Linked DNA regions of Mus musculus: region 1 is linked to region 2. A link is a loop called in an ENCODE intact Hi-C map of the cell type or tissue named here. Cell type or tissue: left cerebral cortex. All regions are shown on one strand. Links, peaks and the distances in the headings refer to the core of each region. The heading gives the core; the rest is flanking DNA.

Region 1 (12,462 bases), core at 2,802-6,801, 53 kb after region 2:
GGTTTATGGGTTCCCACCGAGCCAGGCGTTCAAGAACTTTACCTCAGTCACTCACTCGTCCTGTCCTGCACCACCGCAGCTGCATCTCATTCCTGTCCATTGTCGTTGTCTCCCTTCGCCCCCCCCCCCGCGACCCCCAGTGGTTCGGCTTGGCCTGAAGCCAAGGGGCAGCAGCCTGAACCCATCTCTGCTTCCCCGGACCAGGGCTCCGAGGAAACAGCAGGTGGCTCACTTCGCCTTGGGAGAGCCTGGTAGTTGAGCTCAGGTCTGACGAGGTCTTCACTTGCCTTAAGGGGAGATGCTGCAACTCCCAGCTTCGCGCCCCCCCCCCCACCTCCCACCCCGTGATCCGAGGGGCAACCTTAGACCTCATTAAATCTCTTGGGAACTAGGTTAACTAGATGGGGGAAACCTAGTTAACGCTGTTGTCTATGTGGCGCGTGCATAAAACTCAGTGTGGCCATCGCACCACTAACCCCCACTTAGTGGTACTGACTCACCTCTATCCCGGGAATGCGGGGCTCAGTGAGCTCCAGCCTGCGGAAGGAGCTCGGAAAAGGAAGAAGGGGCGAGAGTGTGGGAGTGCTGGGTGACCTGAAGCTCAGGGTGGGGGAAGGGCTGGGCCCCAGAGGAAGGTGGGGTGGGGGTGGGGTGACCACAAAGGGATAGGAGGAGTCTGTGTACAAAGGTGAGAAAAGAGCCTTGAACATTCTACTCCTGAGAATGGGTCCGTGGAAAGGGGGAGAAGCAAGGGAGGTCAGGGCCCCTCGGGCTGAAATGCAACTTGCAGCCCGCAGCTGGGTGCAACAGTTGCTGCGGTTTTGTCCACACCCCCCAACCCCCCACCTCGCCAGAGAAGAGTGGCAAGCAGTGGTAATGGGCTCCACTTCCTCAGTATGTGGGGTGCTCCTGGGTCTACCCTACCAGGGAGGTGCTGGAAATAGTACAAGTGCCTCTTATTCACGAAACCCAATAGAGGGAATTATCACCTCTTGTTAGCCTGGGTGGGTCTCCTCTGCTCCCAGAAACTAGTTGCTTCTCTAGAATCCAGTCTGCACTGGCTAAATCCACTTTACAACTAAAAGGGCACACAGGACTTGTCAAAGGAGGGGGATGCTTCCCATAAGTGCTTGGAAGCCTGGACTCCCCCACCTAAACCTCCACATCGCACACACTGGAATAATTCTGAGGAGGCAGGAGATTAGCTCCGGAGCAGTGAACCATTCCTGACTTTGGTCAAAGAAGCAGAGGCCAAGTAACTCCTGGACACCTGGCAAAAGCAGGGAAGAGAATGGAAGTTTAGAACAAAGCTGTGGAGGACTTGGAACCCAACCCCAACATTGACTTCTAATCAGTGGTATCTGTAAAATGGGAACAATGACCCTTCAATGCCAACGCCAAAGAGGGGAACTGGGCAACCAGTTTGTGTGCTGAGCCCAACAGAAGTTCATTTCCATCCTTGTCCAGTGCTACCCGGATGTCATCCCACCAAGAACTTGGATCAGGACAGAGATGCATTTCAGTGGCCAGGATCATTAAGAGCAGGTGGCTGGGACCTGGGAAAGTAGCTCACGTCTCTCCAAGACTTAGTTTTCTCTTTGTAAAATGGGAGCGATGCTTCTCTTTAGGGCCAGCTAGAGAGTAACTGAAAGAGCCAGTCAAAACCGGCTGAACGCGTGCGGGGGAGGGGGCGGGGTGTTGGGGGGCGCAGCTCAGATAACCTTGAAGCAATCACCAGCTCTGCCATTCTAAAGGCTCACTCACACCCCACAATTCGGAGTACAGAAATGACCTGTTTATTGAATACACCAATAGATCCTTGCCCACAGATGCACTGTTTTACTGTTACTAGTCCTTGCACAATTGCTTGAGAAGGCCTTTGGAAACATTCACCGCGCGCATGCACGCCACCTGCCAGCCAGGCAGGCAGACGTACAAAACCCTGGCGAGGTCCGGCTGGGGCTTCACGCTGAGTTTTGCCAAGCTCCGCCGGGTTCTGACTCCTGGAGTGTCTTACCGCACACGGTTGAGCTCCAAAGCTGCCATTCTACAGTCCTTCTGGCTTCCGGACCTCCAGTCCTCACCCCCACTCTCCGGTGCCAGAAGCCTTGCCTGCCACCGCCACCCCGGGAGGATTCTGCGCAAGGACACCGCTCTTCTTGGCAGCCAGGCAGAATCGCTGCCTGAATGCTAGTAGGAAGGAAGGAAGGAAGGAAGGAAGGAAGGAAGGGAAAGGAAGGGGGAGAGCCAGGACCAAATAGGGAACCAGGGAATCGGTGGGAGGTCTGCGCCCTGGAGCCCCGCGAGAGTCGCCCCAGCCGGTTTGGCACTGGCTCCTCCTGGGCCGCCAGGCTGCGGAGCAAAGGCCGGCCCTTACACGCACCCGGCCTTTTGTGCAAAGGCAACACAAAGGAGAGGGAAAAACACGTCTTCCGTTTTGAAGGAGGAGGCCAACAGCTCAGGACGCCTAGGCAAGCCAGGAACTCCCGGAGCCCGGCCTGCCGATTAGCCTAGGCAAGTGAACTCTCCATTCCCAGGGAAGGCATATTGGTCCAGCTGCGTGTGTTGGTTGGAAACGCGTCTCTAGGGCCCACCCAGGACACACAGGCAGGAGCTAGATCCTGACACCGGCGAAAAGTATCTCTCGGACCAAGAAGGACAAGCGGGGGCTAACCCCGACTAGTTTCCGATGGGGTGGGAGGAGTAAAGGAGACGCACGGAATTGTGTCCAGCCTCTGACTTGCCTCAGAGCCAGAGACCAAGGGACACAGATGGCCCTCAGGCGGCAAGCAGCTCTCAGACGAAGAGAAGGCAGCTGAGAGGAGAAGGAGACAGTTGGGAGCTGCCCGTCAAAGCTTCCGACTTAGAGAGTGAGGACCACCAGATGCCTGGAACTGCTGGGACAAGCTAGTTAGCTAACCAGGCTGCTACGCTAGCCACAGGGCTAGGGGAAGTGGAAAGGCTGGGGGTGGGGGTGGGGGACGCAGAGCCAGCTAGCGCTGCGCTCTTGCCTTCCGGCTCCTTTTCCAGGCTCGCCGCTGTAGAAAGGTTTCCCCAACTTTCGTCCGGGTCTCCAACTCCAGCTACTGGACCAAGTGTACAGAATGTCAGGCAGTTCTCCCGCAGACTTCCGGACGCAGAAGAGACAAACCAGTAGAACGCAACAAAAGAAGGAACCTGGGCGCTCGGATGCTCCGGGCAGTCACACTAGCCTGGGTGGCTGCAACCTATCTCCCGCATATTGTACCGCCTGAGGTTTGTTAGGGACTTTGGAGATCCACATCCCAGCTGGTGGCCCCACAGAGCTCACCCCCACGTACGCCCTCTCTGCGGTTTGCCAACGAAGGCCCAAGAGTGGTCCTCACATGCCCAAGCTCCTAATCCCCACCACAAGCCCCGTGTGACAGATTCTGCTAATTGAACGGTTATGGGTCATCCTCATAACCGTTGGGCGACATTATCACCACGCTTCAATTCTTCATGTTTTAAATACATATTTAACGGATGGCTGCAGAGCCAGCTGGGAAACACGCGGGTCGGAAAACAATGCTTCAGAAGGCACGAGATGAGGGGCAAACGCGCCAGCCCACTGACACTCGAGGGTGGACCCCAGGGGGGGGGGCGGGGGAGAACTTAGCACGAAATGAGGAGCAATCGCCTGAGTTTTCATGCCTGTTCTGACTTTGCTACAAGAAGACCAATTACTGTTTGTCTGCTTGCTTGTTAAAACTACATATGCGAATTCAAATACCAAGCAATGAGAAGTAACGAGAAAAGACCGTTAAAACTCCGTGAGAAGGAATTGGCGCTTATGTTTGGGGGGTGGAGGAGAGGTAGCACCCGAGATCTGTAAAAAATAAATATCCCAACAAACAAACAAAACGCATTTGAGCTGGAAATGTCCGGATGTGAGAAACAGTTGGGGGTGGGGATACAACCTACTGCCCCCATGCTTGGGCACTGCCAATTGCTCGCATCCATCCACGGTAGGCAGGGTCACCTGTATGGGCCTGGCCGTATTTTCTCCTGGAGGCTTGCTGAAATCAATTCCTAGGTTTTCACTTCCATAAAATGGGTGAGTGTATAGTTATCTCTAGACTTCCCCAGGCAATTCACCCAGATCCAGTTTCTCAGCTTTGTATGTGTGTGTGTGTGTGTGTGTGTGTGTGTGTGTGTGTGAGAGAGAGAGAGAGAGAGAGAGAGAGAGAGAGAGAGAGAGAGAGGCTGCTACCTATAAAAGACGTCCCAAGGCAGCTAGGAGTGTGTTTCAAGTATCAACTCCCATCCACAGCGGAGAGCCTCCGATAATTCTTTGCAAATAATGTTGCCTCTACTCCAAGGCTTGGGCACCAAGATGTTGGAAGTTCAGTGGCTGGGTTTCCCTGAAAATGAATGAGGTGGAAGTCGTTAACCATCGATGCGTTGGCGCTTTGACTGTATTGAAAATAGCTCTCCGGAGCTTCTACACAATCTAAACTTTATAATGAATTGCGATTTCTTCCCAGAGTGCTAAGAACCTTTCTCTGCTTCCTTGCCCGCCCCGTGCTCTCCAAGGCCATGCCCCCACCTGGGGGCGCTACCGCCTGTCCCCAAAGCTGCAGCAACTGCCACTAAGTAGAAAGGAGCTAAGGGAGTGGGGGCCTTCTGCGCCGCTAGTGTTTTCTTATGCAACCACAAATGGTCACAGTTTGATGAAAATCACTCGATAGGTCGGCAGCGGGAAACAGGAGGAGGCGGGAGGGCTAGCAAAAACTCCAGGTGTGGCAAGCAACCTCGGTGTTCATTCTCAGCCATAGAACTGGTTGGCCATCGGACGAGTTTGCAGATTCCCCGTCTCACTCCGTACCCTGGCCTGACGCTACAGTGACAATATTTATATTGAAAGTTGCAGGCGTTCCCTCTCTGCCAGGGTCCCCAGACTTCTTTAGCAGCCCCGCTAGCCCACCCGCTTCTTCAGCTCGCCCTTTCCTCTCCCTGCCCAGGTCCCTCCTCCCATCCCTCCTCGCGAATCTCTCTACCGCGGGCGCCCATTGGCTGTGTGCTGAGAGGAGGCGTGTGCCGGGCCCGGCGGGTTTCATTGAGCGGAATTAGCCGGGTGACATCAGCTTCGCAGCCCCTCGGGCCGGCCCAGCTCATTGGCGCCTCTGCCCCTCCAGGAAAAGCACATTGTTCCCGCCCCCCGCCCGGACCACCGCCACCGCCGTCGCTGCTGCCTCCACCCAGCTATAAAAACCAGCGGAACCCCGAAAGGTGTGGATGCTTATTACAGACCGAGCCAACACCAGCGCCCAGAGCCAGGTTCTCCTCCGCAGCGAGCACCTCAAATCTAATTCACAGTAAGTGTCCCCGCCCCTTAACTGCTCCAGCCTAAACCCCGAAGACCGACTTCTCCAAAGTGGCTAGGATTTAGGATGCACCCTACAGTGCTGGCCTACTGGCCGAGATCCCGCCCCAATAGGTACTAATGACTGCCTGGGTGTCTACACTCACCGCAGCATCCCAGGCTCCAATAACTCCTGTTGCGAGTCCGCAAGCTAGCCGCGCGGTCGTAGAACCAGCGCTTAGAAAGTGAATCCAATGCGGGCTGCCAGTGCGTGTGTTCACGCTTGCCGGCGTTTGCTGCGTGTGTAGATGGCGTTAAAGGCAGATGCGTCTGAGCACCAGATAGAAAATACTTCTCTATTCAGATCTCCGGTCCAGAGAAAAGTCCTCATTTATTCCAGGCCGGACTGAAGAAATAAAACCTCTAGAATGTCCCTCATTGAGGGCCACCCAGAAGTCCCTGAAATAAAGTAACCGGTGGATGAGTGGGGAGGAGAGAGATTAGGATAACTTGCATGCCCCGGGCTGCTAGAAGGCCAGACTGCCGCGGCGTAGATGCCAACCACCTTTGCGGGTTCCTGGAGCTGCCGTGCAGGCGGGGACGGCGATTGTCTCACTTCTTTCTCCACACCCTGTGTGTCTGTCTGTCTGTCTCTGTGTATGTGTGTGTCTGTGTCTGTGTATCTGTCTGGTTCTCTCCTCAAGTTCGGAAGGTTGAAAAAAGAAGGATCATTCGAGAGCTTAGATCATCCCTGGGGCCATGGACTCGGACGCCAGCCTGGTGTCTAGTCGCCCATCGTCCCCAGAACCCGATGATCTTTTTCTGCCCGCCCGGAGCAAGGGGGGAAGCAGCAGCGGCTTCACAGGAGGGACTGTGTCCTCGTCCACGCCGAGCGACTGCCCGCCAGAGCTGAGCTCCGAGCTACGAGGGGCCATGGGCGCGTCAGGCGCGCATCCCGGGGACAAACTGGGCGGCGGTGGCTTCAAGTCATCTTCCTCCAGCACCTCCTCGTCCACGTCCTCGGCGGCCACGTCTTCCACCAAGAAAGACAAGAAGCAGATGACTGAGCCCGAGCTGCAGCAGCTGCGCCTGAAGATCAACAGCCGCGAACGCAAGCGCATGCACGACCTCAACATCGCCATGGACGGCCTGCGGGAGGTCATGCCTTACGCGCACGGGCCGTCGGTGCGCAAGCTCTCCAAGATCGCCACGCTGCTGCTGGCGCGAAACTACATCCTCATGCTCACCAACTCGCTGGAGGAGATGAAGCGACTGGTGAGCGAGATCTACGGGGGTCACCACGCCGGCTTCCACCCATCGGCCTGTGGCGGGCTGGCACACTCGGCGCCTCTACCCACCGCCACGGCGCACCCCGCGGCCGCCGCGCACGCCGCGCACCACCCGGCCGTGCACCACCCCATCCTCCCTCCCGCAGCCGCCGCCGCCGCCGCAGCCGCCGCCGCCGCAGCGGTGTCCAGCGCCTCTCTACCGGGCTCCGGGCTGTCCTCGGTCGGATCCATCCGGCCTCCGCACGGCCTGCTCAAGTCACCGTCGGCAGCCGCAGCCGCCCCTCTCGGAGGCGGGGGTGGAGGCAGCGGTGGCAGCGGTGGCTTCCAGCACTGGGGCGGCATGCCGTGCCCCTGCAGCATGTGCCAGGTGCCGCCGCCGCACCACCACGTGTCGGCTATGGGCGCCGGCACCTTGCCGCGCCTCACCTCCGACGCCAAGTGAGCCGGCCAGCGGGGGTGCGTCCTGGAGAGCCAAGGGCTGCGGAGCAGCGCGGACAGGCCAGCGCTGGGGCTCCGGGGCTCTGTTGCAAGAAGGGGAGCTGGACCACGGGCTGGGCCTAGGGGATTATGGGGAGTCGAATATATGGGAACCGAAGCAATGGGAGCATTTGAAGCGATGGAGAGATGCGTTCGTTCCAGAACCTGGTTGACTCTTTGGCTGAACACTCCAAGGGTCTGGGAGGCGCCATTGTACAAAACGGCCACAACGCGCGGGTACTTTCATCCCTGGAACTTCCTGCCTGCACCCCCAGGAAGTCTAAAAACTAACTTTCCGGTGTACAAAGATTGACTCCCTGTCTGGGCTTAGACGAGACGCAGAGCACTGCACTTGACTTCTTTCCCCCACTTCAGGCGGGGTAGGAGACTCCCAGGAACCGCACTGCAGAAGCGACCTCTGGGCCTCACCCTGCAGGTTCATCCCTGGCCCAGGGCCAGGCACTAAGTTAGTAGACGCTGGCGTGGGTATCAGAAGCACTTAGGGTCCTGTGGTCTCAGAAGTGTGGCCTTCCCTCCTGTTGTCTCTCCTGTTGATTTGTGGTTTCCTAACAAATCTGTGAATGTTCCTTTTCAGAGCACAGGAGCAAGCTTTACAGACGCTTAAAATAGCACTTGTGGAATGGAATAATCCCAAAAGTCCCGATATGGAACGGAATCCTTTTTGGGTCTTATTTTTAAATAGATCTCCCCCCACACACACGCACACACACACTCACGCAACACACATTCTAAGCACACATCAATTGGTTTCTTACCCGACTGGGGACGCTGTTTTTTGGTACCTGGGGGCTTGACAAAAGAACAACATCAAAAAGTTGCTGTGAATATAGTTTGAGCTTTTTGGGAGGGGGTATTCTGTTGGGTTTTTAATAATTTCTTGTGTGTGTAAATATAATATCAACGAAATGCGCGATGCGAAGCTCTTTGTTCACGTGACTCCCCCCTCCGTCTAAGCCCGCTGTTTTCTTTCTGTGTCGTTGCCCTCCCACACACACACCTTTTGCCACCGTTAACACGAGGGGCAAACCCCTTCATGCGCGCTCCCTGGCGCGACCTGCATTACAACGTGGGCTTTACTGCGCCTGCCTCCTAACCTTCCACCTCTTCCGCGCTGCCCCTGCAGAGTGTATCTATCACCTGTTTTATTTTTGTAAAGAAAAAGAAGTGCTAAATAATATTTATTACTTGTTTGGTTGCATAAAACGAAACAAATGATGGAGTGTTGAGATTTTAAATAAAATTTAAAGCAAGGCAGGTGTTTTCAGTTTGTGTGAGGGAGTTACGGGGGAGGGACAAGGAGACGCTAGGGACAGCGATTCCTCTGGGGACGGATTTGTAGCTCGTTTTGCTGGCTTAGCCATGGAGAAAGATAAGGGATTTTTACTACTCCCTCCCTCCCCCAACACATGTTTTCTTTAAAAGAGCACGCTCTCCGGATGTGTATCACAGCTTTCTTGTGCTTTTTTATTTTGCACGCCTAATTGGAAACTCCCTTTCCCCTTCTAGTGAAAATAGAGCTAGTTCAAGAATGAATTTTCTTTCCAGGAGTGCCGAACTTTGGACCTTCAGGGCCAGGGACCGAGCCTCTGCGGAGGTTCTGGGAGCTTTAACAAAGCCCTCTTCAGCCAAGAGTTTCTTTTCTCTAAGCTCAGGAGCGTTCACTGGGCCTCACAGCACCACTGGATTCAGCTGAGCCGACTCTTGGGTCCCGGTGTACCGGCAAAGCCTGGGAATTTTGTGCAAAGCTCTGCAGGGGTGTTTGATGAGGATTCACCAGTCTCTTCCATCCTTTCTCAGCCTGCCCGTCCGCCACCGGCAAAGTGTGGGCGCTGGGAACCTATGGCTCTGGGAACCTTCCTGGTTTTAGAGGCGGCTCTCTTGCGGGGGGGGGGGGGCTGTGGATTTTTCTGGGGCAACTTCTGTCTTTTCACAGTCACTGAGTGTCTTAGAATCCTAAACAGTGGTGCAAAGGTAGGGTTTTACTCTCAAGAGAGATTCTAAGAGAAAATTTTTAAAGCTTCAGTTTCCTGGATAAAACTTGAAGCAGATTCAGTTCCAGTCGCCCCTCTGTCACCAATTTCTGAAGTGTCAGCCTGATGCTGGGCATCAGATCCTTTAACAGATGACATGTTGGGTGATCACTGGCAGACGGTACCTAGACTTGGAAACTGAGAGTTCTTTTTGTTGTTTGTTTTGTTTTGTTTTGTTTTGTTTCTTTCCTCCCAGCTGGGCTGGTTCAGGAACGCGTTACTTGGACCCTAGTGAAGGAAGACCTTCTGTGGACCCATAGGCTAGCTCTGGGACAAGAACGGCTCCTTCCTCCAGTGGGTAACGCCTGTCTGCTAGCCAGAACTTCAGGCTCTGGTGTGCCCAGCGTGCTGTGGGTCCTACTTTGCTTATCACAAAGGCCTTCATTTGTTTCCTCCTTAAGACTAGGAGGCAGATGTGGAATGGAGAAAGGAAAGAGAAGACTAAGCTCAAGAAAAGGCAGGGTTCGGCAGGTCTGGTTCTGTTTGTTCCAAAATCCCACTGAAAATCAAAGTCCGGTGTTTGAGACAGAGTCCAGGCCTCGATGCAGACACACACCAAGGGATGCTAGGAAGTGGGAAATCCCCAGCACTTAGCTAAGAACCTGGAGGGCAGTGATGGGGAATGGCACAGTGTCTGAAGCTTGTTCACCCAGCGGTGCTTTGCAAGCCTCTGCCCAGGCCTTAGGCACAGAAGGCAATTGTTCCGATGAAAGAAATCAAGTCTGCTTTGCCATCTCTGTTCCTAAGTATCTTGGCGGGGTCCATGCTAAGAACCTCCTAGCCCCACCAACGAGGGAGTTAAGTCCAGCCAGGCTCTGGACCCTCCCCTGAGACATTAGCCTCAGCTGTTCAAAGCCCTGGGCTCCCAGCTTCCCTGGCCTTGGGGGGAAGTGCTCACCAGGAAGCATGACAGACCTCCAACCACCACTGATAGCTCCTCTCCCAGGGTAGCTCTAGGCTGCTGAGGGTCAGGGTAGATGTCTCAGATCAGTGGTTGATCTACCTTGAGAGGGGACAGACCACATTGACTTTTGTGGGTCCTTAACCCATGCCTCTACCCAGCCATGCCCCTCTTTGTGGCCTTAGTGATCCTTCAGCTTTCAGGCAAGCTCCACCCCTCCCCCTCCCCCTCCCCCACCCCCTCCCCCAGAGGACTCGTCAGACACATGATCTGAGAGACTTTGGCTAAGGCTTAAGCTCAACTGGAGATGGAGTAGACAGAGCTCAGTGGGCCTCACCCAGGAGAGGAGCAGAGCCACAACTCCCCTACAACTGTCCCCAGGGTCTCCACTCTCCCGTGAAAAGTCATAGAAAAAGGTCCGATTTCCCAGGCTCAGTGTTGGAGGATTTGCCTGAGCCACAAGATATCTCTGATGTCACCGAGGAGTTCCACATACTAGTGACAGTGAACAGGGGGTAAAGCAAACTGGCAGACCATGTGGCTATGCCAACAGAGGAACACACTGGGGGGGTGGCGCAGAGGGTTCACTCCCAGGGAGGCCCAGGACTTTAGTGTGCCAGGGACACCCCAATCTGGTGCTCCATCAGCCAACCAGGCAAGACCTTCCTCCTTTTCCTTCATGGGGTAAATGCTCCTTTGTAGTTTGGTTTGGGTGTCTGGGATCGAATCTTGTGAATGATAAGCAGTCGCCTCTACTGCTGTCTCATTCATTTACTTACTTTTTAAACTTATTTTGAGACAGGTTTTTACTAAGTGGCCCAAGGTAGCTTTGAACTCATCTGTAAGCCGGGCAGTCCTTGGACATTCAATCTTTCTTCTTCAGTTTCCTGAGTAGTTGGAACTCCAGACCTGTACCAAGAGGCCCACCTATGGTGCTGTTTAACCCTCCCCTCCCCCAGATGATAATCTCATGTACTCCATGATAGAGAAATGCCTGTTTCTTCTTAGGGCAAAATCAGCTTAGAACTCTGAACATTATTAATTAAGTACCTCCATGCCGATGCTGCCCTCAAACTCATCTTAGGCCCCAACACCCTCCAGCTGTATTAAACTCCTTTTACTCCTGCAGACTTTTGCTTAATCACCCCTCTCTGTACCCCCCCCCATACAGTACCAGAAGGGATCAGAGGAGGTCCTCCATCAAGGGCCACCAGACATCTTGTGGGTGAGCAACTGTCTCTCAGCATCTCTGCAGACCTCTGTTGGGAACCAGAACCAGCCCTGGCTGTTCACAGAATTAAGTTGTCCCTCCTAACCCCCCCCCCCCCCACACACACACACTGCTGAGGAAAGGCTCAATAACTTCCAGAGTTAGCATGACCAAACCAGGTAACTCCTTCATTCTCTGTCAGAGTGTAGGGACATCCGGAATAGAAGTAAGGGAGAAAGCATGGTCCCCGTGATCCTCACTAGATAGAGATCACCACCCCAAAGTGCGCGCTCAGCTCTCTCCCAGGAGCTGGGCTGTTCGTATTGCTGCACTGCTAAATTGTCTGGCTGCAGGTTAATGAAGGCAGGTGGTAGTTCAGGCTGTGGATAAAGTGGGCACAGAACTTTGTGTGTCAACTCGTTTCTGCAGTAACTCTGAAGCGGTGCTACTGTCCCATGTTCAGGCCAGAGATCTATGTGAGGGCAACAGACTAACACAAAAACTGACCAGAAACTCAGGCAGCACGCTTGTCCTGCAGGAGTCTGTCTGACAGAACCCATACCAGCCCCCACCCCCACCATCCCGGACTGGCTTAGCTCCAACAGGGAAACTCGAATCTGATGCTGCTCACCCCCCACCCCCACCCCGCCGCCCCACATACACACCCTTAGCCGGCTTTAGGGAAGCTCTTGGGTGCTCCCCCTAGGTGCTTGGACCCCATCTGTCCCTGACGCCTCCATCTGGGTAGCAGGCTGTGCCGACAGACTTTTGCAATTAGCGGGCACCGATGGGCGCGCTGCAAGGGTGGAGGAAGGGCCGGAGCAGGTGAGCCGCGGAGGCCCGCTCATTAGGGACTGTCGTTACTGCCAGGACAGCTGCGGGTCCAGTATCAGCCGGAATCCCAAGCCTCAACTTATATAGGGTAGCGTTTTCCGCGCCTGGGGAGCAATTCAGAAAGGGAAATTCATGCTTGCGGAGAGAGACCAGACAGACACCAACACCGGTGCCAGAGGCAGTGGAACCAAAGCCTTTTGCTGGCAGTGTGCATTCACCTCTGCGGGACTTCAGACCTGATGTTACAACACCCTGAGCTGCCAGCTCAAACGCGCGCGGGGTGTGTGTGTGTGTCAAATTGGCCCTTGAAATTCCCGTTTATGGGTTTTGAAGGTGGGCAGCCTGGCAGAGCACCTAACTACCTTGGAGGCTTGGAG
Region 2 (12,462 bases), core at 5,376-9,375:
CTCAGTTCTTAAGAACACATACTGCTCTTGCAGAAGACCCGAATTGGATTCCCAGCACGTAGGCTTGTAACTCCAGCTCCAGGGGATCTGACACCCTCTTCTGGCCTCAGTGGGCACCTGCACTGACCCATGCACGCGCACGTGCACACGCATACACTCTCTCTCTCTTAAAATTAAATTAAAATAAATAAGTGATGTATTGTCATAAGAGGTTTTTTATATTTGTGTACTGAACCTTCAACTCTATTTTATATTGATTTTCAGAGGTTGGTGTGGTGGATAATCTTAGCTGTCAACTTGACATACTCAGGAAGAGGGAACTGCATTTGAGGAATCACCTTCGTCAGATTAGCCTGTGACCACGTCCGTGATTCATTTTCTTAACTTCTAACTGATGTGGGAGGACCCAGTCCACTGTGGCTCCTACCATCCCCGGGAGTGTGTAAGAAAGGTAGCTAACCATGAGCCTGGATGCAAACCTGTTTTCTCCCACGGTCTCTGCTTGAGTTCCTGCCTTGGCTTCCTTCCCTTGATGATGAGCTGTAAGCTATACACTAGGTAAACTTTTTCCTTCCCGATGTATCTTCCGTGGTGGTGTTTATCACATCAACAGAAAGCAAACGAGAATGGCTGGGCTGAGAAAATATGAAAGCTAGATACTTCGATGCCTGGATCCTTTAACTTCTAGTCTCAAAACAGTATGTGTTAAGTGGTTCCTTCAAGGTCAGATGTGAAGTTCTCGAGTAATGGAAGCCCAGGTTGTTTGCAAAGAGAGTTGCATGGCTCTTAAAGCAGCAGATACCTGACCCCTGATCTCAAGTTCTCCTCATCTCCAATGTCTTTTCCACAATTCTAACATCAGTTGTGTCTGCCATTTCCTGTTTGTGAATAATGGCGCTGTAAACATTTATATAGCAGTTTTGTTTAGACATATGTTTTCATTCCTCTTGGATATAAACCAAGGGGTGGAATTACTGGGGCATATGGCTTCTCTATTTTTAAGCTTTTTGGGGATCTGCCAACTTGTTTTCCTAATCAGCTGCATCATTATTCGCTCCCACCAGCAGGGCAGGAGGGTTCCGATGTCTCCAAACCCTCACTGGCACTTGTAATTACTGTCTCTGATTCTCACCCACCCTGGTGTGTGTGAGCTGCTCTCAGGTGGTTAACAACGGGCTAACTTATCATGTATCTAGTAGAGAAGATCTCAGAACATGTCTTTTATATGTACAGACACAGTATGGTACAGTTCTTCATGTGTTTTTAAGTGGCTGGCCATTTTGCAAGCAAGATATAAATAGACTAGGTAGTCCTCTCTTCCCAGACATATGACTTTTTCCCTTTCTGGGGCCTGCATTTTCATTTTCTTGTGGCCGTTATTCACAGCACGAAGACATTCCCTTCTACCAACACACAGTTGCCTTTTTTTAGTTAGTTTTGCTTCTAGAGTTCTGGCTAAGAGAGCATTGCCTCAGCCAAGGCCACAAAGAGTTATCCCTCCTCTTCTCTCTCTCTCTCTCTCTCTCTCTCTCTCTCTCTCTCTCTCTCTCTCTCTCCCTCTCCCTCTCCCTCTCCCTCTCTCTCTCTCTCTCTCTCTCTCTCCTTTTAAGATTTTTTTTTATGTATGTGGGCACACTGTCACTGTCTTCAGACACCACCAGAAGAGGGCATCGGATCCCATTACAGATGGTTGTGAGCCACCTTGTGGCTGCTGGGATTGAACTCAGGACCTCTGGAAGAGCAGCCAGTGCTCTTAACCGCTGACCCATCTCTCCAGCACAGCCCTTCCCTTTAGATTTCTGGAACATTTTGAATTGATTGTGTGTGTGTGTGTGTGTGTGTGTGTGTGTGTGTGTGTGTGTGTAGTGTTGTGCCCATTCCTATTCTTTTGCATGTGGGCTTGCACTGTGCCAGTCTCTGCTCCTTGTCCCTACTCCCTGCTATCAGGAGACTTCACAGGGTGATGCTCATGTGCTCTCTGCTGCCTCTACTGGATGCTGACAATGACATCCTTACAAAGACTCCCAGGCTGTGGGAAGAAGCTGCAGGGAGTGCCAGGTGTACTGCCTTCCATTCTACAGGGAGCAAGGAGCACAGAGAAAAGGACTGTTCCCTCATTTAAGGACACTTGCTCCCTTCCATGGTCTCCTGTCTAGAACTCAGCCTCAAGGGCATGCTTAGCAGGAAGCTGGTCTGAGGACACGATAGCATTATTCCGAGTGGCTCTGTGGTGGCCTGAAAGTGGGTGTCCCTACAGAAGACAAAGCAAAGCAGAACTGGGCTAGGGGTACCTGATTTCTGGGCTCAAGGGCGGTCTCAGGACTCAATATGCTTCCAAGTTATTTTTCTCTCCTATTACATTTTTATTTATTTATTGCCAGATAAAACTGAATGCTTGGCACATACCATATGAATTGGAAGAAAATGTATAGGGTGGGATGGGTAAGACAAGACAATTTACAAATGCACTGTGGTTCTTTAGGTCTCATTCTTGTTTTGTTTTGTTTTGTTTTCGAGACAGGGTTTCTCTGTGCAGTCCTGGCTGACCTGGAACTCACTCTGTAGACCAGTAGACCAGGCTGGCCTCGAACTCAGAAATCTGCCTGCCTCTGCCTCTCAAGTGCTGGGATTAAAGGCATGCGCCACTACCACCCGGCTTTAGTTCTCATTCTTGTGATGACATTTAACACCCACTGTGAGTTTTCTGAGACTGTGTGGCCACATAGCACCTTATACCTCTTAAGTCCACCTAACAGGGACTCTAGATACATTAGTGCAAGTCTTCTCATACCCTGGGTTATCCAGATGGTTTCTTACTTCAATGGCATCACCTCTGGGACTGTACCTGTGTCACCAAATTCTTCTTCAGTTTAGATTCTGGGAGTAGTTTGTCAACCCGTGGGGAGCTGGCTGGGATATTGCTTCCATTCCTGTGTTTTCGAGCAAAGCATTTGGATTCAGTGCAGAGGGGGAGCTGGAGTTCCAGACACCGAAGCCAATGAAACCCTCAAAGGGCTCCCTCCACACTCGGGCACAGATTTGCTGCTTGAAATACATTGTTCTCTTACTACTCTTATTTTCTTTAAAATTTTTTTTCTTTTTCTTTTTCCACTTTCAAACAAAGATGTGAGCATTGTTTTCCAGAACAATTGCACTGTCCAGACTCAGAAAAGTGTCAATTCAACCCATGTTGGCTTTTCTCTCTCTCTCTCTCTCTCTCTCTCTCACTCTTTTTAAACTAATTGTAATAAGTGGTTGCTGTGAAAAACGCAGGCTTCCTCAGGCCGCCCTCCCAGTGACCCATACCCTGACCTGCCCAGACCACCTTCTGTCCAAGAGGGGGAAAGTTTTGTTCCTAGATCAGATAAAACCCGGGTTTACCCCTAGCGACCAGCAGGATTAATCAGGCACCAGTAGAACAGCACACAGCAACACTAAAACCCACTCATAGTAAGAAGGACTCGCACCAGGCTGCGCTCGACCCAGGTGCTCACCTCTTCTGTCCTTTGCCCTGAGATGCAGAACCTGCCTCCCCGGTACCCATGGCTTCTGAAAGAGAACGACTTGCTTGCAAGCTAAGAAGCAGGCTACATCAATATGCTATTCACCCAAGCTGGCTAGAAAGTACAAGGGTAGAGAGAAAATTTGCTGTGTGTGTGTGTGGGGGGGGGGGGGGGGGGAGGGGCTCTTGGAGGATTACACTGCTGCCCCATCTGAGACTTACTGGTTAACCTGTAATCCAGAGCAAAAACTATGTAGCACTGACTGGTTTAGAATGAGCCCAAAGGCACTGACTTCTGTGTGGGGCCTTTTGAACATAAATCTTTCCAAAGAGCAAAACGTAACATTAAACATGGCCCATGTATAGATACAAAGCGTAACATTAAACATGTGTAGATACAAAGGAAGTGAAAGGCAGAGAACTTTCTGAACCTTGGCAAGTTTTTGCTCATGGAAAGAGCCCTTTGGGGACACAGTTTTGTCAGGGAAGGAGGTTATCAAATTTTATATTCTGGGGCAAATTTCTTCTTCTTTGTACTACTGGCAGAGAATCATTTTCTTTAGCAATCATTGTCAGCTTCTGTTATTTGTTTGTTTGTTTGTTTGTTTGTTTTTTATCATAGTCTGGTTCCAGGGCAAAGCAGAAAGCAAACAAAATCAATGGTTCAGACTGAGATAATTTAATATCAAATCTACTATGAGTCAAAGTGTATTCTTTCTGATTTGATTTGAAAACGTGTTTTCAAAATAAGCTTATATCACTTCTGGTTGCTAAATACAGCTATTGCTGGTATTGTGGGGAAACCATGGAGAGGTAACAAAGATAAGAGTGACCCTTAGGACGGGGTGACAGAAGGGGGGAAATGAAGGCGGATACCACCCACTAGCAGTCCATTCTAAGTGGTATTTGACTCAGCAATATTTGAGATGGAAGAGACCTGGCAAAATGTGTCTATACAGGAGGGGAAAAAACACATGAATTTAAATGAGATGACAAAGGAATTGTTATTAGGGAATAAAATAAAATAAAATAAAATCGATTTTTTTCCCCTGACCTGTGCCTTATGGGAAGTATTTCAAAGGCAGACCGGGTTTATTTCCCAGTGCCTTCTGGAAGCTCTCCCCCAGGACACACGGCCCATGCTATTAATCTTGACTTAGTGAATGAATGTATTATATGGATTTCAATCCAGACCTTCAAGCCTTAAAGAGCTCCGAAGAGCCCGGATAAAGCGACCCGGTTTTGCTTTGGCGATGGCACAGGGGTGATACCATTTAATTCCCCTTTCATCTCTATGGGAGGCTCCAAAAGCCAACAGGTTTCCTTTCTGCTTCCCAGAGAGAAAGCTTCTGCGGCTTCAGTACCGCTGAGAGACTGGAGGTGGGTGACCCTCTCCATCCGTTACCTTGGAAGCCGTGGAGAGGCGGAAGTAAGCACGAGATAACAGGCTCAGGGCACATTCCTCCCCACTGCGCCGAGACTGACCGCCCATTCCTCCCCGCTGCGCCGAGACTGACCGCCCTCCCAAATGGCCAGTTTGTTTTTTGATTTTCCACGGTCCAGCCCTGTGTTTAGCACAGAAAGACACTTTGGAAGCCACAACACTTGTCATCCCCGCAAATACACACAAGGACAAAGCAGGGGGCATGTCTGCTTTGTCCTGTCAGGCAAATTATGATCTAAGTTTTCTGTCAACACCACCTTGTGCGTGCCCGTGCGTTGTTTAACGCAATAGCAACCTGTTTGTGGGGATTCTAAAATATAATTGAAGTTTCTAGCTGAAGAGGGGGAAGGAGGGAGGGAGGGAGTGAAGGGTGGAGGGAAGGAGGGGGGATTAAATGGGTAGAGTAAGGACAGAGAGATGGCAAAATGGTTAGAGCACTTGTTGCTCTTGAGTGGGACCCAGCACCCACGGGGCGGCTCACAACCATCTATATATAGTTCCAGGGGACCCAATGGCCTCTTCTGATCTCTGTAGCTACAGGTATTCACAGGGTACAAACATATACATACATGCAGGCAAAACACTCTCATAATATAAATATCTTTTAAAGTAAAATGCTGAGGAAAATTAGAGCAGATTTTAGACTGGAGGAAAGGTTTTATGCCTCCACAGGCCACATACAGGGGACCCAAGAGGGAAAAAAAAGATACGAGGGACTTGGGTAGCAAATGAGTGAGCCGGAGTGGATTAGACCAACTCATAAAATGACTAGTAACAACCAGGCGGTGGCTGGACATCATAATCTGTTACCCAGGGTGGACACAACAGCCAAGAAAGCCTCCTAGTTCATTACATTTTTACGGTAGGTATGAGGACAGGACCCCCATCGATCAGCCTCTTTATCAGAAGATATCAGCCTGGTCTACAGAGTGAGTTCCAGGACAGCCAGGGCTATACAGAGAAACCCTGTCTCAAAAAATAAAATAAAATAAAATAATCAACGTGGACAAAAAATGGATGTGCGAAACAGGCAACACTCTGATTCGCTATCCCAAGACCCAGTCTTGGGATAGGCTGAGGGAAACAGAATTTGGAACCTAAGGGGGCGGGGCGTGTAGCAAGCACAAGTCATAGAGACTGAGTTTTCACAGCTTCAACCTAGTCAGTAGGATTGTTAGGACGTGTGGGAGAAAAGTTAGCAGAAATGAGGTGTGTGGGGGCGGGGTCAGAAAGATCTTACATTTCCAGTCACAGAAAATAAACCTCGGGAAGCTGAAGGTAGAACCTGTGTGTGGCATTGCAAGAAGACTCTGGGGTCACTCCTCAGTGTCGAAAAGTAAAGCAAACAAGAAAGCAGAGGTTTCCACAAAAAAAAAAAAAAACCAAAAAAAACAAAAAAAAAGTTTTAAAATCAGAAAAAGAGGGCTGGCAAGATGGCACTTTTAAATCTGTTAAACACACACTACCTTATAAGCCAGGTAACATACCCCACAATGGAGGACGGAGCTGACTTCAGAAGCTGCCCTCTGACCTACCTACACACACACACACACACACACACACACACACACTCTCACACACACACTCACACACACACTCACACACTCACACACACTCACACACACATACACACACACACTCACACACTCACTCACACACACATACACACACTCACACACACACACACTCACACACACACTCTCACACACACACACACTCACACACACACCACACACACATACACACACACACTCTCACTCACACACACACTCACACACACACACACACTCACACACACACACACACTCACACACACACACACACACACACACACACACTAATAAATGAGACTAAGCTATGGAATCATATAAAACAAGCGGCTAAATCTTTCAAGCAGTCTTCATATTATGGGTTAGAAGCAAAAGCCGAGTCATTTCAACCAAGACGGGGAAAATCAACGCAACTGCTCACTGATAGGACGTGGCGTCTTCAAATGCTTCTTTTTTCCTCCAGGAAAGAAAACTGTTCACGTTGTAGACCTCACATATGCCCGGGACGCCAAAATACACCGAATATACAACAATGCAAGGATTTAGCTTTTGTCTGACTCTGTTAATCTCTGAAAGGCTTGTTTTTGATGTGAATTAATTGGATAGTCTAACATGTGCCTATCTGCCCATCAAAGTATCTGTGAATCAAGTGACAACTGGCGTAGGCACTTGGCTGGGTAACAGCAGTATGGCTCGGCCCCTCCCAATATGAGATGGTCACACAGGCTTTGCCAGAAGGAGCCTGCCTTGTGAAGTTACCACAATGAGCGAGCAAGGGACAGAGCCTCCTCTGGCCTGAAGCTGAAAAGATCCTCCGGAGCCTTTAAGATGAACTGGAAAGCTAGGGTCTGACCAAGAGGTCTCTGAAGCCTAAATATCTCCATTGTGATGCAAATCTTAATTTTCAATCAAAATTGTCTGAAAAAAAAAGTTTCTCTGGAAAGCAATGGAGGAAGCAAGCCTAAATCTGATTTCTCTCTGTGTGGACTTCCTATTCAACCTTTAAGTAAATGCTATTAAACAATTAAACATGCAACGTCTTTCACAGCTGACGACTGAAGACTTTGCTCTGTCCGTTAGCGGCAGTTTTAATTAACCACAGTGTGAGTCTCAAGTGGCGCTGGGCGTATGAAGGATAAATGATCGTGGCTTGTTGGGAGTCCCCAGTTTGGGTGCCAATGTAACAAGCAGCTAAGAGCATTTTAGCTTTGACAGGCGTTCAGTGATGGAGTCTTAGCTGAGACCTTTCTCAGCCTGGATCCTGTACCTAAGCCCAGATGAATGAATTACGATGGAACACAAAGGGAAAACACCACAGACTAGACGTTTTCCTGGCTGTATTTTAAAAACTGGACATTGAAATATGGGATTTAAAAACAAAAACAAACAAACAACGACAACAACAACAAAAAACCTCTACAGATAGCTTGGGGACCTTTAGACTTGGAGACTTGGTTTAAGAAAGTCTTTCGCCTGCCTGTTTAGAGGTGTTTCTATAAAAGTGTGTGTACATGGATATGAGTGTGCACACACTCTAGTGCAAGCGCATGCAAGCCTGTGTCTCTGACGATACCCTTAGAGATGGAGCGTTTCTCCTGCCAAAATACACACACAGCCCAGGATTAAAGGCGCTGAAACCTACCAGCAAGTTCTTAACGCCCTCCCACAATCATTAGACCAAATCCACATCATTCTAGATTCATTTTCTCCTTTATTCATCCGTCCAACTAATTCCCCCCGCATTCACCAGGCTTATATCTTAATCTTTTCTGTTACATGGAGAATACATAATGAAAAGCTGCATTTTCTGGGTACATGCACACATTGGGAACGGATGAACCATACGTGAAGTGACATACAATGCTGAATGCTGGCTGAATGGTCTCCAGCACTAAAAACACGGCGAACCCAGGAACAAAAAGCAGACGAACAAGAGCCAGCGCCGGCCCGGCCTCCGCAAGGACACCAGGGGATTCGCCGGGGAAAACATGGGTATAATTTCAGTGTTTTCAATCACGCAAGCTGTGGGAAAGGAGTCACCATCTGATGTTTGATTGTGTGGGATATGTTTTTGGCAGTGGCCCTGTATTCTGCATTGACAAAAAAAAAAAAAAAAAAAAAGTAAAAGAAAAAAAAAAGAAAGAAAGAGAAAAGTGGGGGAGGTGGAGGCGGGGCAAGGAAATAAAAAAGAATGCAGTTACATTTGCAGTTTTCAATTTGCTGCTTTGGGGACAGACACAGCTGACAGTTCTGACCAGTGGCCACCTGAAAATTAGGGCCAGGACCTGGCTACTGTCCCCTCTGTGGTGTCCTCCCCCGCCCCAACTGCCTGGGCCTCCTTTTATGCTCCATGCTACCACAGGGGACTTTTATCCACTCTCCCCGTTGCCTGGTTAACTTACAGCTGAGCTGTGGGGCTGATGTTTGCCTGATTTAATAAAGTCTTTTATCTGAGGTAGTGGCTGAGGAAGGAAGGTGGGGGACCTGGCAGAGGGGAAGGGGCCCCGGCTCTCACCAGCAGGCATTTCCTGGCAGGGATGGAGACAAAAGGGGAGGGTGGCCAGAGGACTCCCAGGCAACATGTGCAGGACTGGCACTCAGCTGCCAGGTGGCTCCAGAGGGTAAGTGTCCAGATATAGGGGTTGGCCATGTGGTTTGTGGATGGAGGCAGTCAGTAGTGGTTAGCAGCCACAGATTCCAGAAAGAGCTAGGTTTGTCCTCACCCAGACTGCTCAATTTAACAAATAAACACTCGGGATGCCGGGCCAGATCTGTCTCATAAAAACAACAAAACATTAAAACGATGAACTTGGAATCCAGATTTGCCCTGTATTTTATCAACCCTGTTTCCAGGGTTCAAGCGCCCCCTCCTCACCAGCTGGAGAGGGACAGACAACCTCCCCAATCTGTCTCAGGCCATTCTGAAGATGGTAGGGAAATGGAAGGAATCAGAGAAAGGGGCCTCTGGGCCTTGCCAGTAAACATGTGCTTCCCACACCCAGCTATGCTACAGTAAACAGCCTGATTTCCAGTCCGTGCAAGGAGACGTTGCTAGCGAGCCCAGACAATCCAGTGCTGTCCCTGCCAGTGGGCTCTACATGGCTTTATTTATGCTTTTAAGCCAGACTGAACTCCCTGGTCAGCACTATTGCTTTTTTTTTGGGGGGGGGGGGAGATGCAGTTTTTTTATTAGAATACTTTAAATTGTGTTTGCAAATATTTAACACAGGGGGAAACAAAAACAGCTCTGTTCAGTCCTTCCCAATTCCTAGGGGCCAAAACAACCAGAAAGAAAGATGAAGGGGGTCTTAGGCAGGCTGAGGTTTAAAGCCTTACTGAGTAGGCTTTACTCCTACTGTTCTGCACTTTCAGGTGTGCACCTGCTCACACCAGAGATGCATTTATAACATGATAAATGGTTCCCAGGCAGCCCTCGGAGGCTGAATTACAACATAGCTGCCATTCAAAGAACTCTGGGTCTCCCACTCGAAAGCCTCAGGACAATTCTGGGGCAAGGCCTTCGAGACATCTACAGAATGCCTCCGGGTGGCAGCCTCAAAGATTTCAGTGGGTGACAACCTAATAGGGCTCCCCTGAAGGGTGCTGGGCAAAGGCTTCCCCAGCCTTCAATTGAGCCAACTGGGTAGCATCAGAGACCTCCATGGGAGTCTACTGCATGGCAGCCTCGTGGACCTGCACTGGAGCCAACTGGGTGGCAGCCTCTCGAACCTGCACCAGGCCTATGTGTGTACATATTAGGGGCAGGGTTAAATATATGGCATAACCTCACTTTTCCAGATAGGGTCTCTCACTGAACCCAGGTCTCACTGCTTCAGCGCCCCCAAGCTAGGAGGCTGGCTCATACCACGCCCAGTCTTAGGTGCTCAGGACCCAGATTTGGGTTTCCATGATCACACAGCAAATGTTTTACGGATTGAGCCATCTCCGCAGCCTTCTCGGGGCTACTTTGCATCACCCATGCTTGCGTTCACTTTGCAGAAGCCCTTCTGGCCACAGGGACATATTTCCATAAATAAGCATATATGTGCATGGTCCGGAGTTCCCCAGGTGTGGGCCTCCACAATGCGTCTCCTTTACAGTACTGGAGATTGAAAGTGTCTCTGCAAATAGCAGGCATCTGAGGAGCCCAGATCTCATGGTCAGATAGTTCAGGAAGCCGCTGTCCACTATCCTTCATGGTGTGGTCACACTCAAGTGTAGGATCAGTGGTTTCTGCAGCAAACTGGCCCAAGTGATTAGGGGAAGATCTAAAAGAACACGTTTCCTATACCGTGCCCATTCCTGGAAGGCACACGTAGCTGCTTACAGCTTACGCTGGCCGGGAAGAGGAGTGTTCCCCACGAGGGGAAATTGCTGTTTTCAAGCACAGGGCAGGGCTGTAATGGCCATTTATAATGACCGCATTAGCATGGCCCCTGCAATAGACCTACAATAAATTAAGGCTGCATTGCAATTAGCACCAATGATCACAGCTGCCGCCATAAACGGCATATGCACTAATTAAATAATTTGTCACTTGACTGTTTAAACAAACAACTCAGCCTCTTTATATTACACTCTGCCATTTCCAGCACACCGCCATGGGCCATTAACCCAGAGGAGGGAACAGCTCACAGCCCTGCTCCTGGAGCTACATCTACACAGCAGGATAAGGGGTGAAAGGTAAGATTCACCTGGACCACAGCTGTCTTCAGACTGGGAGCATCCTCTTGGAGTATGAGCTCCAACAGAATAAAGCCGATCCTGCCTTTCAGGCTTTTGGAAAACAGCCTGCCCCAGGCTACCCTCTCCACACACCATTAAATAGGTCCCTGCCTGTTCCAGGCTACCCTCTCCCCAACACACCATTAGGTAGGTCCCTGACAGAGATTTTTATCTACACCCACTTTTCTATCTTCAGCCACAAGTTTCTCCCCATTTACAACACTTTATGTAGTTTTTCCTCTTAACATATATATTATATATATTTAACATACATTCTACATTTATAATCTAATATACAATATATATTATATTTTAACAATATATAATATATTGTTGGAAAATACTGTCTGTAAAAAAATAAGCTCCGAAGCCCCTCCCCGGAAATCCACTGGGCTGTGACTCTATCAATGGACTGGTCCACTCAAGAGGCCCAAACACTCTTGATCTAATCACCCCTAAAGACTGCCCTCTGAACACTGTTGCTCTTGGATCAAGCCTTGAACACAGGGGACACTTACAGTCCAAATCATAAGAGCTAGGTACTGACTTTGTTGTTAGGGTAATCAGGTAAGGGGGCTATAACTACCAACATGTTACAGACCAGGGCTTCTCTGCCTGCCATACACAGAAGCCAATACTATGACACCGGGCTTTTTAGAGTGTGGAGGACAGGAGCTACAAGCTCAAAATCCCATCCCCCAACAATTATAGGAGAATCTGTGAGAGAGGAGAGAGAGCTTGCTTGTAAGCTAGCATGCCTCTTCGCAGGGCACGTGTTGCTTTGGTCAGGGGGGTTATGTTGGTCCATTACATTGTTGACAGAAGACCCAGCCGCTTCTGCCCAAGTGCAGGGTTGATTTCAAACTGAAAGAATCACTAGTGAACAGTCTGGAGACTTTTTCTGGAAGCCAACTGAAGAACTCCATCCTTTAAGGTGAGCGCAGGCCTTAGTGGAATTCAAAAGCTTGAGAGTAGTCTGTCCCCTACCGTGAGACAGGGGACCGTGCCACCAGACAGAAGACCCGGGAAGGTAGCTCAGAACTCAAGGTAATCTCCTAATTGAGAATGGCCGGCGTCCAAACTAGCTCACAACCAGTCCCGGTCCTGGAGCACGTGCCCACAACAGCCCACTAAGCGGACCATGACAACCGGTCACATACCATAGAGCACAGAGTTCTCCATGCTAAGGAGGTATCTAGATAGGCCCTGAGTGTTTGGCCAATGAGCTTCCCTTTCTGGCC

What was found. Peaks named below come from ENCODE experiments on the same cell type or tissue, not always from the same donor. Only the 100,000 strongest peaks of a DNase experiment are listed, where the experiment ranks them.
Region 1: it touches region 2 in a loop (2.6-fold over the local background); 6 of 42 quality-filtered maps call a loop at or near these places.

The regions. Positions count from the first base shown.
Region 1 is chr16:91,220,318-91,232,779 of GRCm38, forward strand. It overlaps Olig2 (oligodendrocyte transcription factor 2), which reads left to right and starts at 5,233. Exons shown (of 2, transcript NM_016967.2): 1 at 5,233-5,336; 2 at 6,028-8,360. The coding sequence starts at 6,083. The coding sequence ends at 7,054. It overlaps Gm52261 (a long non-coding RNA gene), which reads right to left. Exons shown (of 2, transcript XR_003951962.1): 1 at 11,917-12,462; 2 at 8,262-11,300. In left cerebral cortex, for the core only: a CTCF peak has its summit at 4,581 (motif pointing right); DNase peaks (open chromatin) are centred at 4,647, 5,076 and 6,384; H3K4me3 peaks cover 2,219 bases; H3K27ac peaks cover 1,375 bases.
Region 2 is chr16:91,165,089-91,177,550 of GRCm38, forward strand. All of the region lies in intron 1 of Gm41492 (a long non-coding RNA gene), which reads right to left. It also overlaps Gm9881. Among named protein-coding and RNA genes, the nearest start is that of Gm41492, 29 kb to the right of the region's middle. In left cerebral cortex, for the core only: no CTCF peak of the experiment used is centred there; no DNase peak of the experiment used is centred there.